Linked DNA regions of Homo sapiens: region 1 is linked to region 2. Evidence: chromatin loops called from intact Hi-C (ENCODE). Cell type or tissue: PC-9. All regions are shown on one strand. Each heading gives the region's core, and the rest is flanking DNA. Links, peaks and the distances in the headings are about the cores only.

What was found. Hi-C counts contacts between places; a loop is a spot of excess contacts. Peaks named below come from ENCODE experiments on the same cell type or tissue, not always from the same donor. Only the 100,000 strongest peaks of a DNase experiment are listed, where the experiment ranks them.
Region 1: a loop joins it to region 2, with 4 times the contacts of the local background. A loop is called at or near these places in 3 of 110 quality-filtered maps.

What each region holds. Positions count from the first base shown.
Region 1 is chrX:100,908,770-100,914,154 of GRCh38, forward strand. It overlaps XKRX (XK related X-linked), which reads right to left. Exons shown (of 3, transcript NM_212559.3): 3 at 4,676-5,385. It also overlaps the pseudogene NSA2P3. Among named protein-coding and RNA genes, the nearest start is that of XKRX, 17 kb to the right of the region's middle. In PC-9, for the core only: no CTCF peak of the experiment used is centred there; a DNase peak (open chromatin) is centred at 3,102; H3K27ac peaks cover 2,209 bases.
Region 2 is chrX:100,991,699-100,997,083 of GRCh38, forward strand. It overlaps a transcript of TRMT2B not described here. Among named protein-coding and RNA genes, the nearest start is that of ARL13A, 25 kb to the left of the region's middle. In PC-9, for the core only: no CTCF peak of the experiment used is centred there; DNase peaks (open chromatin) are centred at 2,913 and 3,963; H3K27ac peaks cover 3,635 bases.

The DNA of each region.
Region 1 (5,385 bases), core at 243-5,242, 83 kb before region 2:
AGTCCTGGTGAGTACCCTACCCCACAGATGCCTGCCCCACCCCCACCCTGGAACATGACAATAAACTCTGTAATGTTAAGGACCATGACCATATGAGATGCAGGCATGAAGGGGCTAGCTGAAAGGGCACTGAAGGTTGACCTAGGCTCTAGGGAGGGGCACTATTCTCTACTGTCCACTTCCCTTGGCCTGCTCTAGAACTAGAAGTCAGCTTCCTAGCAGGAGTAAGAGCAGTGCTGGCAAGATGAAGTGGAAGGGAATGGGCTTCAGCACTGGCCTGATTGGTTGTTCCTGGAGTCAGAGTTCATACAACCCTTAGCAGGAACTGCCCTCTCCAGTTTTCTTCCCACAACCACGGTTTGAAAGGTGTGTAAGGAAGAGCATACAGGAGTTAATGTCCTGAAATTAGAAAGGAAATGGGCCCCTCTACCATCCTTCTCCTCACTATCCCAGTACGAATCTATAAGTACATGTGAGCATATGCTCAGCTTTCATCCCAGGCGTTTTAGGACTTCTCTCTAGAGAGAATTCAGTGGTGCCTCCTGATAAGGAGTGTTTAAGGGGAAAAAATGTTTGGGATGAACCCAACCATAGCTCAGAAAATACTGCTGAAACCACTAACACATTAAAATGCTTTCATAAGGACCTAAGAGGACTTAGAGGCTTGTACCATGATTAAGAGCATAAGCTCTGGAGCCTAAGGGCATAGGACTGAATCCTGTCTCTGACACTAGCTGTGACCTTGGACAGGCCTCTTAACCTTCTTATGCCTTAGAATCATCTGTAAAATGGGAGATAACAATACCTACCTCATAAGGGTTGTTGTGAGGATCGAATGAAATAATGCATATAGGCCTGGCACAGTGGCTCACGCCTGTGATCCCAACACTTTGGGAGGCCAAGGCAAGTGGATCACCTGAGGTCAGGAGTTCAAGACCAGCCTGGCCAACATGGTGAAACCCCATCTCTACAAAAATACAAAAATCAGCTGGGCATGATGGCGGGTGCCTGTAATTCCAGCTACTTGGGAGGCTGAGGCGGGAGAATCACTTGAACCCACAAGGCGGATGTTGCAGTGAGCCGAAATCGCACCACTGCACTCCAGCCTGGGTGACAGAGCGAGACTCCATCTCAAAAAAAAAAAAAAAAAAAAAAAAAAAAAAAGCATATAAAACACCTAGTACCGTGCCAGGAATATAGTAGGTGCTCATAAATATAAGCTATTATTTAGTTCTCCCACAGTGCCTCACAGTCCTATGCCCATAGTCTTTGAAGTTCTTGTGGAGCAAATGAAATTGAAAACTATTAGTTTATTTCTTTTCCTAACATGCAAATTTGCCCATACTTAGCCTACCAAATTTCCAATAATATGAGAATAGCTGTTGTTACAATGGCCTACTTCTTTTCCCCAAACTTCATAGTTATGTCTGCCTTTTCCAGAAACCATTTTCTGGCCCTGTCTCTGCCTCCTCTCCACTCAGCAAGACTTGTCCCTACACATGTACCCTATGTTGCTTTAAGATTTAAGAGAGTAGGCCAGGGGTGGTGGCTCATGCCTGTAATCTCAACACTTTGGGAGGCCGAGGCAGGTGGATCACCTGAGGTCGGGAGTTCAAGACCAGCCTGACCAACATGGAGAAACCCCGTCTCTACTAAAAATACAAAATTAGCCAGGCATGGTGGCATATGCCTGTAATCCCAGCTACTTGGGAGGCTAGGGCAGGAGAATCACTTGAACCCGGGAGGTGGAGGTTGCGGTGAGCCAAGATCATGCCACTGCACTCCAGCCTGGGCAACAAGAGCAAAATTCCGTCTTAAAAAAAAAAAAAAAAAGATTTCAGAGAGGACTGTGCGGCCTCGGCTCGTGGGTCTCTGAGACCTGAAAATTGAGAGCATTTTCGCACCCCAGAGGCTGCTACTGGCAACTCTGCGGCCTTCACCATGCCACAGAACGAATATATTGAATTACACTGTAAACGCTATGGATATCGTTTGGATTACCATGAGAAAAAGAGAAAGAAGGAAAGTCGAGAGGCTACGAACGTTCAAAGAAGGCAAAGAAAATGATGGTCTGAAGGCTAAGCTTTACCATAAACCGTGCCATGCTGAGAAAATACAAATGAAAAAGACTATCAAGATGCATGAAAAGAGAAACACCAAACACAAGAATAATGAAAAGACTCCACGGGGATCAGTACCTGCCTATCTGCTGGACAGAGAGGCACAATCTCGAGCTACAGTACTTTCCAATATGATTAAACAGAAACGAAAAGAGAAGGTGGGAAAATGGGAAGTCCCTCTGCCTGAAGTATGTGCCCAAGGAGAAACAAAAGTATTAAAAGTTATTCGAACAGGAAAGAGAAAGAAGAAGGCATGGAAGAGGATGGTTACTAAAGTCTGCTTTGTTGGAGATGGCTTTATAAGAAAACCACCTAAATATGAAAGACTCATCAGGCCAATGGGCTTGCATTTCAAGAAAGCCCATGTAACACATCCTGAACTGAAAGCCACCTTTTGCTTACCAATACTTGGTGTAAAGAAGAATCCCTCATTCCCACTGTATACAACTTTGGGTGTTATTACCAAAGGTACTGTCATTGAGGTAAATGTGAGCAAACTGGGACTTGTGACGCAAAGAGGCAAAGTTATTTGGGGAAAATATGCCCAGGTTACCAACAATCCTGAAAATGATGGATGCATAAATGCAGTCTTACTGGTTTGACAGCAATTTAATATATAATTATTGAGGACTACAAACCAATTGAAAAAACTGCCATTACTGTGATGTTTCTGAATACCACCAAACAGCCTTATATGTCTGCAATCATCAAGAGATTTATTAAATTGCAAACATTAAAATGGTTAAAAAAAGATTTCAGAAAGTAAGAAGAGAGTAGTCAATTTTAAAAGTGTTTGCAAATGGAAGGGAGCAAGTTCCCTGCCCCACTACCATATTTCACAATTCCATCTTCTCCTGTGTATCTGGAGGATTTTTACAGAACCAAAAGGCCACCATCTGTAGGAAGTTCTAAGGGTTCATTTACATAATGTATCACTAGAGTCTTTTCTCCTTGGGTGAGGGCAGCAGGTTTTTCAGGTCAGAAACTACTCCACACCCCTAAACTCTCTGCATTCCCAGGATGTTAAGTCACTGAGGAAGCTGGGGAGAATATACAGAAGGAAAATTTTGCCTGGTCCAGTACTGAGGCACACTTTTTGCCCTGTGTAGCGTCATTTTATCTCCAATTGACTTCCTTAGATCAGTATGTGTCTATATGTTTCCATAGCACCCACTCCTTAAGTAGCTGATTCACATGGCTTTTATGGACCAAATTATTGTTCCATGCTGCTCTTGATTTTACTTGAGGGTACAGTGACTATTGGGGAGAAATTCTTGCTTGAATTCCAAAGAAGTAATGTGTTCTTCTGGAGGTCTGATAGATTAGTTCTTTCAAGCCTCACCTTGAATAACATAGTTAGAAGACAGCAGGTGAGCTTTATATGACAATAACTAAGTCTCTTCATCATGAAAAATGGAATGGGGGAGTTGGGGTTGAAGAAAGGAGCTCTCCACTGTTCCAAAGCAAGTCCATACAGTCTCTCCCAAATTAAGTTATATAATCCTTTTAGTCCCAAACAGTGGCTGATGAAGGGAAAACCATGCTAGCCATGCCAAGAAATAAGATACTTTGGTTAACAGCCCTGCTACTTAGAAGAGAGAACTCCCTCAACATAATGTCCTGACATTGGATAAGAGGAGAGGAAATGACTAAAGATAAATTCTTAGCATGCTACCAAGAGTAAAATTGGATGAGGACAGGAAGCCCTAGGTCAGATTGTTCACAATTTCTTGAAGTGTTGTGGTGGCCACGACTAGGAGTTCTTTTAATTTTCCTGGTCTGTGAGGGGCAAGCATTAGTTAGGTAAATGCTGGGATATTTGGTCCCAATAGGCAGTGGCCATAGTAACTTCAATCCCTTGGTTACCTCAGAGGTAGCTGGCTGACATTCCTATCAAAATACCCAACTGATATGAGATGTAAACATTGAGATATAGGAGAAAAGGAGACATGCATTCGTCCACTGGGGGTATAGGAACGAACAGAGGGTTGATAAACATATGTTCCTTGTTATAAAGTAAAATCCTGGCCGCGTGAGGTGGCTCATGCCTGTAATCCCAGTGCTTTGGGAGACCGAGGCGGGTGGATCACTTGAGGTCAGGAGTTCGAGACCAGCCTGGCCAACATGGTGAAACCCCATCTCTACTAAAAATACAAAAATTAGCCATGCATGGTGGCGGGCGCCTGTAATCCCAGCTACTCGGGAGGCTGAGGCAGGAGAACTGCTTGAACCCAGGAGGCAGAGGCTGCAGTGAGCCAAGATCACACCACTGCACTTCAGCCTAGAAAACAGAGCGAGACTCCATCTCAAAAAAGAAAAAAAAAAAAAGTAAACTCCTGTAGGCAGAAACCAGTACTGATGATGATTTAATGTGATCTTGTTTCCCTCCTCTGCCTTCACTCTACCTTGGAGTGTTAGTCACCCATCCCAATCGCAAACAACATGAAGGTGATGTCTCAGCCATTATTACTTTCTTCCCTACACACATACACATACACACACACACACACACACACACACACACACACATTAATGAAATACTCAGGACAACAGCAGACACAAAGCAGTCTTCATTTCTTCCACACATCGGAAACATTTTCAATTACAGTTCAGCTTCTCTGAGGTCCACATCAAGTAGTAAAATACCAAGAGCACAGAAAAGCTGGGTTGGAGGAAATCTCTGCTAATGAGGCACTAAGTGAGAGGCTTCACTTAACAATTCCAATAGACAAGCTGGAGGCCCATGCAGGTCCCTGAGAAAAAGAGTCATTTTGGCTTATGCCCTGAAGGAATTCTACTCTGCACTTTCTCCTTAGAGTGTGCCTATGAAGTGCCACTGTAAAGAGAGGTCCTTGCTGAATGGCCACTAGTAAAATCCTAACAGAGAGCTAATCTGCTTGGGGAGCAGCTTTTTTAATAGTGGTGATTTTCTTCTCAGCCAGAGCTTCTCACTGGAATTAAAAAGACCCCAGCCACACTGACAGTTGCAGGTTCCACATTAGTCAGACTGTTTCCTGGGAGGTACTCTTAGCTGGTAAGCTGTCATATCCTCTGATCAGTCAGGATATATTCTAGCGGGATTCTGGGCCTTCAGCTCAGCCCAGGAAAGCTCAGAAATGCATCAAGCAAATGAGCAGAGCTAGAAGGTCACTTTAGAGAGCCTAAAGTGTTTGAAGACAAGTTATTCCAATTGACTTGGGTAAGAAGGGTGTGAATGGTATTTCTGACCCTTTCAACTATATAGTCGATACCCCCTGTTTCCAAA
Region 2 (5,385 bases), core at 323-5,322:
TTATCTTATTCACAACAACCCTTGGGGGTAAGCACTATACCTGACTGCATTTCACAGATGAGGAAACTAAGGGGCAGAAAAGTCAAATTTGCCCAAGGTCCCACTGCCTACAAAAAGCAGAGCAGGATGTTCTCACTCACATGTGGGAGCTTACAAAAAAAGTGGATCTCATGAAGATAGAGAATAGACTGGCAGTTTCCAGAGGACAGGAAAGTGCGGGGCGGTGGGGGTTGGGGCGGGAGATGAAGAGAGGCTGATTAATGGATACATATATACAGTTTGACAGATTGGTAGGGTGACTATAATCATCTATTGTATACTTCAAAATAGCTTGAAGAGAATAACTCAAATGTTCTAGCATAAAGGCAAATATTAAAGGTGATGGATATCCCAATTACACTGATTTGATCTTCATAAATTAGATGATGTATTATCATACATACCCACAAAATGTGTACATATATATCAATTTAGAAATTAAATTGAATTTTAAAATTTGGGGGTGAGGAAAAAAAAAAGCAGAGCAGGGAATTCAATCCCGATCTTTCTGACTCTAGAGCTACTTAAAGCCAGAAAGAAAGAGAAAGCTTTATTTAAGAAAAAATGCTGGCCGGGTGCAGTGGCTCATGCCTAGCACCTTGGGAGGCCAAGGCAGGTGGATCACTTGAGGTCAGGAGTTCAAGACTAGCCTGGCCAATATAGTGAAACCCCATCTCTACTAAAAATACAAAAATTAGCCGGGCATGGTGGCACGAGCCTGTAACACCAGCTACTTGGGAGGCTGCGGTCGGAGAATCGCTTGAACCCCAGAGGTGGAGGTTGCAGTGAGCCGAGATTGCACCACTGCACTCCAGCCTGGGCAACAGAGTAAGATTCGGTCTCAAAAAAAAAATGTTGAAGTATATCCATGCCCGTGTCAGGAGAATTAAGTTAATATCAATAAGCACACCAATAGTGGTAGCACACATTGTTGATTCAGCACTTCCATTTTGCCAGGTGCTGGGCTAAGTGCTTTATATATATAATTACCTTTCATCTTCAAAACCCTCTGAAGTTGATTCTACCACCACCATCTTACAGAGGCAGAAAATGATGTTCAGAGAGGTTAAATAATTTTTCCCTGGGGACCCTGGGACAGGAGGTGGCAGAAATGGTTTTCAAACTAAGGTCCTACTCCATAACCCTTGCTCTACCCTATACCATCTCACCAAGCAGTATAAATGAACTAACTCATAACTGCTTCTGAGGGATAGAAACTTTGTACAGAAAGATCCCTCTTACAACCCCATCTGGAAGGTCTGACACTGTAGATGGTTGCATCATTTGCTCTTATCTTCAAGGAAACCATCCCAAGCACCTTATAGGTCTTTGATAGGATTCTGACTGAGGCACAGCTTAGAATTATGAAGCTGAAAGGAACCTTACAGAGCCTCTGGTCCAACCCCTGTTGTTATAAAAATGAGGAACTTGAGGTGCAGAGAGGTTAAGTGGCTTGCCCAAGATGGTACAGCTGATGGCTGGCAGAGCTGCTCCTAAAAATCCAGATCTCATGTGCCCAAGCCAGTGCTCTACTCTGTTCAAAAATACTGTATCCTCCCTGGGTCTTCTTTGGCCTTTCAGCCCATCTACCTTCCTCCAATTTGCCTGATAAATATCGCTGGAGAATTCTGCTGACAATCATTCTCACCTGGGGATGCAACAAATCTCTCTCCTGAATAAGAGTTTTATGAGGCAGGAGACTACGAATCAACAAACCGTAAGAAAATTGGATCATGCACATTTTATAACATGTGTGTTTATGAGGCAGGCATACTTTCTCAGCCAATAGAGAAGAGAAAGTGGATGGGAAAAAGGGATGGGATTGTACCCTATGAAGGTGAGCTGGGTGAAGAATCTAAGTTGAACAACATCTAACACAACTGAATTTCAGTATATTGGCATACTTCCTTTTGTGCAATGTAGGTGTTCCTGGGTGTCAACCAAATTTTCCTACATAGAATCTATCAATCACAAAAAGTTATTTAGATACCCTCCTCCCAATACAATCAGTGTACCCTTAGTCATGTAAAGAAAAAAAATCTCTTTTTGAGTGAATCTTAATTGTGTTGCTACAGGCTGTTAATATACTTTCCAAACCTCTTACCAAGCTGGGTGACCAGGCAATTTCCCCCAGTGAAGGCAGGAATAACAGTGCCTACCTCAAAGGCCTGCTGTAAAGTTTAAAAGGGATGATACACACAAAAATGTTTAGAATAGTGCCTGGCACACCCTAAGTAGGATATTAAATATTAGCTACTATTATGTTGATTTAGGGAAGGAGCTCGGTGAGATCATTAGAAAGCTATAGTCCCCCTTCTGGGATAGGTATCCACTTTTCTGTAGAAAACAACCCAAAGAGAGATGTCTTAGACTGTCAAGTACAAAGTGAATAGAGAATCTAGGGTAATTACAACCAACGCCTCCCATATTTTTCTCTTTCAGAATCCTAAATCTGCCAAAGAGGTTTTACAAATCTCTTTCTCAGTGGGGCAGCCCAGGGACCAAGAAATGGATAGTTTCTTGAGCCTGGAGGGCAAATTTTCTTAAAGGCAAGTGGTTGCCTTGGGGTTTCTTTTCTTTAGTTGTCAATGTCTTGGTCACTCTCCAAGATGTTTAGAATGTAGCTCCCGTCAGAGGCACTTGCAGCTTATGAATGACCCTGGCCTATCATTCACTCATATGGCTCTGGGTATGTTTCTATCTTATCTTTCAGGGACAGACCTGGGCTTTCTGACTAGAGAATTCACTATGAATAGGTAGAGAGGTCCTTCTGCTCTGAATGGTTTTCAATTCCTGCACTCCAGTCCTCACTTGTCATTCATGTGTTAGGTCTACCTGCCAGTAGCACTCTGTCAGCAGGGTTGTTAAGCAATCTATGACCTCTGTAGGAAATGAGTCATATAGTTAGCACGCAGCAAAGGTTAAGAAAGAACAGTGATAATTCAGGGTTGGAGCATGGAAACCAGTAGTAGCTAAACTAGTTATAAATCCCCCAGAGATTCAAGTGTTGGGTGTTTGGGCCATACCAGTTGTGTTTTTATTTTTGTTTTAGTGGCAGGGTCTTGCTCTATCACCCAGATTGTAGCGCAGTGCCACAGTCATAGCTTGCTGCAACCTCGAACTCCTGGGCTTAAGCAATCCTCCCACCTTGGCATCCCAAAGTGCTGAGACTACAGGTGTGAGCCACTGTGCCCAGCCCCAGTTGTGTTTTGAATATTGTTCTTTCCTCTCAATAACATCTTCAAATCACTTATTTTCAAGGCAGTTGCTACTGGCAAGATGTAATAAGTGCACTCAACACAACATCACTCTTCTCAGGAGAATCCTGCCAACTAGTATTCTTAACCATAAGATGGCTATGACTGACTTAAGGGTCAAGCCTGGACTCACTGCTTTGTTACTCAACCCTGTAAACCCTTTATTGGAAGACCAAAACTTAAATTTCTGACATGAAAGTGTATAGAGAATGAGAACTGTCACCCAACTTTCCAATACTGAAACCATCCCCTCATCCCGCTGTATTTTTATAGCTGCAACTAAAAGAACTATAGCCATGGCACCCCTGATCTGTACCTTATTCCTTCAGCTGTAATAAAATGTTCTCCCACTCCCCTTGCCTTTTTTCTCATGTCAAGCTCTGGAGGAAACAATTGTTATCCCAGGAAGGAGAAGGTGGCAGATGCTTTCTGCTATTGGCACATAGATAATATCAGCTCAGGGGGAATGTACTTCCACCCCTGTGCCCAGTAAGTGCCAGGATCTGGTCCAGGGAGGCTGAGGTGGCTCTGCTGTTGGGTGGTGGGAGAGCAATGTTAACAAAGCACTCAGGCTGTGCTGTGCACTGATGACTCAGGAATCCCACGCGATCCCACGCTCATGCTAGTCGCCACATCCAGGAACTAAAATAGACCTCTGGTGCTATGAGACAGCAGGCCTTTAGATCTGCTCAGAAAAATAAGCCCGGTCCTAACAACTGGCATGCTATTCAATACAATGGAATGTTACACAGCCATTAAAGATGGCAATTATGTGCACTGTGTGGGTGGAAACCAGAATGTGAAATAATGTTAAGTGAAAACAGCAGAATAGGAAAGAGCAGATATACATGCTGATCCTAACTATGTAAAGCATACATATAAGAGCACTTCTCTAAAGAACTTAAAAGAATGAAGAGTTCCACAGTTCTTTTACATTCCACACCCCCTACTCCAACACATTCTTAATATACATTTTTTTTTTTTTAGAAAATTGTCATGCTGATTACACTAGGTTACAAAGACACCTGTCTTTTAGCTAACACAGGAGTTAACTCCACTGATAATGTGGTTCAGGGACTAAAGGAGAACTGAATACTAAGGGGGCTGGTGCCCCATCATTTGGAGCAACGTGGATGGAACTAGAGGTCATTATGTTAAATGAAATAAGCCAGGCACACAAAGACAAATATCGTATGTTCTCACTCATATTTGGGTGCTAACAAAGTTATCTCATGGAGGTAGAGAATAGAATGATAGATACCAGAGGCTGGGAAGGGTGGAGCGGGGAGCGGAGAAAGAGATGTCGGTTAATGAATACAAACATACAGTTATAATAGAAGGAATAAGTTCTAATGTCCAATAGCACAGTAGGGTGACTATAGTTAACAATCATTTATTGTATATTTCAAAACAGCTAGAAGAGTTTAAACATTCCCAACAAAGAAAAAATGTTTGAGGCAACAAATATCTCAATTACCCTGATCTGATCATTACACATTGTATGCATATATCGAAACATCACATGAAAAAATATGTGCAACTATTATGTATCAACAAAAATGGCCTGGATCGTTCCTCTTCCTCCCCTCGCCCCCTTATGTTCAGGGAACTTGCTCAAACACAATTACCATTTCAGGTTTGGCACTACAGTGAGAAATTCCTTCCTAACTCCAAGCCGACCAAATAAGTCTAAGATGGGAGATTAAGAAAATTTACATTTCCAGCCTGGGCAACATAGCGAGACCTCATCTCTACTAACGATCAAAAATTAGCCAGGCATGTTGGCACATGCCTGTAGTCCCAGCTACTCAGGAGGCTGAAAAAAAAGGGTCACTTGAGCCCAGGAGACTGAGGTTGCAGTGAGCTATAATCACAGCACTGTACCCAGCCTGGGCAACAGAGTGAGACGCTACTCAAAAAACAAAAAACCAAAAAATAACTTATATTGAACCTCTTTTAGTTGGGCCACTGTGTTTTGAACTAGCCTTGCTTATATGGAAAGAAAGGAACTAGATTTTTTTTTTGATAGGCTTCTATAAGTTCCATATTTGTAAAAGAATTGTTGCACACTACCCCTCTTGTCACCTTG